Regions from separate parts of the Homo sapiens genome. Here region 1 is linked to region 2. Evidence: chromatin loops called from intact Hi-C (ENCODE). Cell type or tissue: breast epithelium. All regions are shown on one strand. Each heading gives the region's core, and the rest is flanking DNA. Links, peaks and the distances in the headings are about the cores only. Region 1 overlaps DLEU1 (deleted in lymphocytic leukemia 1). Region 2 overlaps CAB39L (calcium binding protein 39 like).

Region 1 (2,813 bases), core at 263-2,762, 830 kb before region 2:
AGGCAAGTAAGGACCGTGAGTGGCCAGAAGAATCTGGTGATGAAAATGAGCTATTAAATGGATTCATTACCTTGGTTTTCACTAATGAAAATGTTAGCGGCTTTGTGTTCCTCAATTACATTTAGAGGCAAAATGATGGCATTTCATTCATTTATTCAGTCAGTCATCATATACTTACTGTGCACCTCAGATGTGGCTGCCTATTTCCAGACCTGGAATACACAGAAGGCAAGACTTGATGCCAGGCCCCTCAGTCTACTGAATGCATGGCTGTTCTGGTGGTTGTCAGGGCGTCCCTCCTCCTCATCCATCTTCTTCAGCTACTGCAGTTCTTTATATACTAGATTTTTGTTAAAGTTTCATTTGAATAAAACATTCCTTTGCTTAGAAAAAATATGTTCAGAACTTTTTACTGTACTTTTTGTTTTTTTGAGACAGGGTCTCACTCTGTTGCCCAGGCTGGAGGGCAGTGGTGCTATCTCAGCTCACTGAAGCCTTGACCTCTCAGGCTCAAGTGATCCTCCCATCTCAGCCCCAGAATAGCTGAGACTATAGCCACGTGCTACTGCACCCAGCTAATTGTTGTATTTTTTGTTGTATTTGTTGTATTTTTGTGGTTTTGCCATGTTGTCCAGGCTGGTCTTGAACTCCTGTCTTTGCTGTACTCTTATTGGATCGACTAGATGCCCTAGAAATGAGTGGCATCCACTGACAGTTTTAAATGAACTCAGGGGTAAAACTATTAGCCAAAATGCCCCCCGCCATATAATGTTTTATAATTTATGTTGCCTATATCTACTTTGAAGACTTCCCATCAACCTTTCCCATCCATGGCACACTGAATTATCTAAATCTGTTTGAATCCTTAATCTATGCTAGTAGAATATAACCACATCCTTGTCAACATTGTCAGAGGCTGTAAAGCTGTTTTTCTCTAGGCCACCTCACTTTAATCAAGTGGTCTAGCTCTCTTTCCCCAATGCCTGTGTAAGCAGACTTTACAAGAACTATTGGAAAACTTTAAAATGAAGAGTTGGGGCCAGGCACAGTAGCTCACACCTATAATCCCAGCACTCTGGGAGGCTGCTTGAGCCTAGGAGTTTGAGACTAGCCTGGGCAACACAGGGAGACCCCGTCTCTACAGAAAATCAAAATATTAGCCTGGCATGGTAGCGCATACCTGTGGTCCCAGCTACTTGAGAGGCTGAGATGGGACGATCGATTGAGCCCAGGAGGTTGAGGCTGCAGTGAGCCATGATAGCACCACCGCACTCCAGTCTGTGCAACAGAGACCTTGGGCATCTGTTACAGCACATTTTTATAATTTACCTAAATAGGTATGTCTCTCACCCACTAGACTTGGAGGTCCTTGTTGGATAAGGAATTTGCCCTTATCCTGTATCTCTGTATCTACAGGCTCAGAAATCTCTGTATCTATAGGCTTGGCATAATTCTACTATTTCCAATAAATGTTTGGTGTTAAATTAATAAAAGAAAAGCAACAATAATAATTTGTCAAAATCTAATCCTATCGAACTAGGATTTTTTTTCTACCAATAGATTATTATGACACACCTGTTATTAGGGTTCATATGCTTTTTCTCCTATAAAATTAAATTAAGCTAAACAATTAAAAAGCACTGTAAAAAAACTTTTTTACAGTGCTTTGGGTTTTAAGAGTGTTCTATGAGGTGAATAGTATAAGAATAGTCACCCAGCTGTTTTAATTGAGGAAACAAGCCAAGGAGGGATAAAATGACTAACAAGTACTCACAATTTTTAGTATTTTCATAGTCAAGGATGTAGTGTAGCATAGTGAAAAGAACTTTGTCTTTATTGCTGGGTTTGAATTGGAGCTCTGTCATTTACAAGCTGTATGACCTTGAACAAGCTATTTAATTTTTCTGAGGCTCACTTTTTTTCTGCGCATGTTCTGCATATACAGGGACAGACAGCAGGCTCATCTGAAGGATTAAATGAATCTAGGAGAGTGTTTGGCACACGGCAGAAGCCAAGCAAGTCTTGTTTTCCTTCCTTCCTGATCGGCTGTCTCCAGTAGCAAGGACTCAGTTTGTCTTGATCAACGTTATATCCTCAGCACACAGCACGGTCCTTGGCAGGCAGAAGATGTTCAACAGATATTTGCTGAATTGATTGATTGATGTAATCCTAGGATTTTCGTTTTAAGTAAAAAGCTTTTACTTGTACCTATAAAATTTTATCAACTTATAACATTATAACATGACCATAATCCCTTCTCCAGTCACAAACCTCACATGGCCTACATGATAATGACAGCTGCCTTTAGTCACAACCCAGGGAAAGTGACCTAAGGGAATTTCCACTTAAGTGTAAGGCTAGACACGCATGTGTTTCTCTGTGTAATAAAGCAAAACTAATGGATAAGCATCTCTTTATTCTGAAAATTTTCTAGCAAGCAACGGTAAAGAGACATTAATTGCATTCTGTTAATTTAATTTGTATAAAGCATTCTTGATGTTTATTTTGATCTCCTTAATTTTTTATATTGGCAACCCTAAAATATAATTTATAGAGATATTATAAGTTCATCCAAGCCTATTTTTTTATAGGAATTTAAAATTTGCAAATGTGAATTCTCTTAATATGATTCCTTTTTAGACTCATCACCCTCTGGGTTGGGAAGGCACTCCATGAGAAAAGGGAAGAGAACACAGGCTTGAAGTCAGATGGGTCTGCCACTTACTCCCCAAGTGGCCTTGCATAACCTCACTGAACCTCATTTTTCTAATCTAAAAAATGGAAATAAAAATACCGACTTGATGGAGTTGTCA
Region 2 (2,813 bases), core at 125-2,624:
GGATAGAGTGACTGCTGCTCCATATTAGCTTCCAGAGGGTGAGTGAGGGACAGAATATTTCCTTCATAATGGTCATGGGTGAATGCTTTCTGCTGTAAGTGTCTTTTAGAGTAGGAATCAGCATAGTGGGATGCCCAGCAGGCACAAACCATGGGTCCAGGGAGTCTCAGCGGGGAACTTCTATCAGTATCAATAACCATTGGAAGGAGAAATGATTCATGTGTGAAAAAATTCTCAGATCCATCAATAAATTTTTTTCAGAGCCATTGTATCAGATGTTGATAAAAGCAATTTTTTTCTAATAAGCTGTCATTCTATAATTGCCCATCACAGTCTTTAGTGAACACATAGAAAGCCTATACAGTTTTGGTCCTGAATAGTCTCTTGTGACTAGGATGATTGAGGTGTTAATTCCTCTTCCTTATAAAAAGGCTTGGAATCAAAAATATTTTAAAAGGCCGTGGTTTCGTTTCAGACATCAACCATCTAAAACGGGATTTTAAAGCGATATTTTACAAGAATGAAAGGCACAATTGTTGATCTGTATTTTTTACACTTCAGTTTCTAAATCATGAATCGTTGCCTTCCACAGGAACCCTCCCTTATACATTACTTGAGTGTTGTGTAGTTTTTCTTCAGCCAGGTATTTCTCTGCCTAGAGAGGGGAAGAGAAATGTGTTCTCCAGGACTGATCCCCTTTGTAGATTTTGTACCTGAAGAGTTACCTGGCAGGGCACCACCCTTGGCTAGGCCCAGGTGTGTGTTTCTTTCTTGCCTGGCATGGACCCCGAGGCAGGTGATGTGGGGCCTGGCGCACCTCCCCGCTTTGGCAGCTGTGGCCTCCCTGGCCAGTGCCCTTGCAGGAGGCCGGCCGGCAGCCTGATGACCCGTACTCTTTAGTCACTGACGTCAGATTATTTTTATAACGTTCCCTGACAGTTCAGAGTCCCTTCGAATTGCACTTTTCTGGTTTCGCTTATTTAATTAAAAGAGATGAGTGTAAGTATAAAAAATGAAGGTGAAATAACCATTGGAATTGTATTTGGTTACTTAATACTGTTCCACAACATCTTGGGACGTCTGTTTTCCTTTGGAGAGTGAGGCCTTGTTATTATTCTTTTCTGATAAAGAAAACATTTTATTTCCTTTGGGCTTGCATTAGCTCTTTCCTAGCAACCCATTATCCCAGCTCAGTACCTTTCAAACAGAAAACTAGAGTCTGGGGTTTTGTTGTGATCTGAATTTGTAAGTTATTAATGTGAAAGGGGGAGCAGGAAGCTCCCCCTTTGCACAAAGGGGGATTTGTTTGCACAAAGTTCACTGTAAATACTGTGAGAATTGAATTCTGAAAAGGTCATATTTAGTGATTTCAAAAGCACACATTTAAATGAAGACTGACTAAATAAAAGGTACCACACACTTCTTGGTTGGTTTCATTCCATTGCATGTGTGTGGCTGTGTTTGTTCTTGCCACCGTTCCAGGCAGGGAAAGCCTTATGCTGCCCCAGGGCCCCAGCACACCTTCCTGTATGCCCCACCAACCAGTGACCCTGCACCCGTCCCATCGTCAAGGCTGTGAACTAGGGATGGTCCAGGGCATCAGAAACCATGTGGAACTCTCCCCCACTGCTGCCTGGGAGGTTCCCCAGCTGGAAGCGTCCTAGCGTTAGGCCAGTAGGGACTGAGATCATAATGTTCTTGGACGAGGCTCTTGGCCAGAGCCAGGCATCTGCCCAGAAGTTAGGATTGCTCCTGGAGAAAACACTCAGGAGCACCCTCCCCTTGGAAATGTCCCAGACCCTCAGCCTCATAGGCGGACCTCCTTTGATGGCTCTGGGGGAGCAATGTGGCTGTCCAAGGAGGGGCTGTGAGCTTTCCACAGCCCCCCTCACCAGCCAGACTGGTTTGTCTGCATTTCCCATGAGACACAGCTGCTGTGAGCCATAGCACAGTCTAGAAATTATATAAGACTGAAAGTGATTGTAACAATGTGAAGGAAAATGAAATTCAAAGATTCCTGGAATCGTTTTTAATGTCAAAAGATAGTTGTTTCAAAACAGATTTACAAATCTTGCTGGCCTGTTGTATTAGAGGACATTACGATTTTATGTCTTTTACTTGTTTTGCCATTTTATCCAAAAGAATATTATACATGTGGCATGAATGAACACCATCTCTTCATGAGTGTTCTTTCAGAAAGGTTTTGGATATTGTATTGGGGGCTCACAGTTAGATAAAGGTCTGAAACATATACTATTGGGATACCCTGAAAAGCTAGACTTAGTCTACATAAAAAGATTGAAAAGATTGAAGATGGATGTAAACAAGGTGTGATTTTGTTTTTGAAACATGGAAACTGCTGTTATGTAGCTGCCATAATAAGCAGAGAAAAGCTGAGTGTTCGGTCTGGTCTGCACTAAGCCTGCACAGACATCTCACTCGAGTCTCCACCTGATGGAGGGAAACTTGGACCACAGAGAGGGTGAGTAACTCCCTCCAGATCAGACAGCTGGCCACAGAGCCAGGATTTAGGGCCAGGGCTGACCCCAAGGTCCATGTCTTTGGAAACCAGGCTGTGAATTCAGGCCCCTCGGCCTATTCTTCAGCTCTCTGTCCCAGGACAGATAACTTCATCTCCTCCCAGCCCCCACGGAAAAAGGAATTCTGGATACCAGCGCTAAAGGATAACTCAGCGGAAAGATTTCAAAAGCTAGATTCATTCAAGGGGGTAGGTAACTTAACTTCACTTGGTTGTCTGATGTTTGGAAGATCTAATTAGACCTCTGTATAGCGTAGGGACATTCAGTCTTGAA

The links. Hi-C counts contacts between places; a loop is a spot of excess contacts. Peaks named below come from ENCODE experiments on the same cell type or tissue, not always from the same donor. Only the 100,000 strongest peaks of a DNase experiment are listed, where the experiment ranks them.
Region 1: a loop joins it to region 2, with 31 times the contacts of the local background. A loop is called at or near these places in 1 of 110 quality-filtered maps.

Annotation. Positions count from the first base shown.
Region 1 is chr13:50,135,930-50,138,742 of GRCh38, reverse strand. All of the region lies in intron 2 of DLEU1 (deleted in lymphocytic leukemia 1), which reads right to left. Among named protein-coding and RNA genes, the nearest start is that of DLEU2, 12 kb to the right of the region's middle. In breast epithelium, for the core only: no CTCF peak of the experiment used is centred there; no DNase peak of the experiment used is centred there.
Region 2 is chr13:49,307,256-49,310,068 of GRCh38, reverse strand. CAB39L (calcium binding protein 39 like) reads left to right here. Exons shown (of 11, transcript NM_001079670.3): 11 at 1-1,419. Among named protein-coding and RNA genes, the nearest start is that of CDADC1, 61 kb to the right of the region's middle. In breast epithelium, for the core only: a CTCF peak has its summit at 1,619; DNase peaks (open chromatin) are centred at 798 and 1,768; H3K4me3 peaks cover 864 bases; H3K27ac peaks cover 2,500 bases.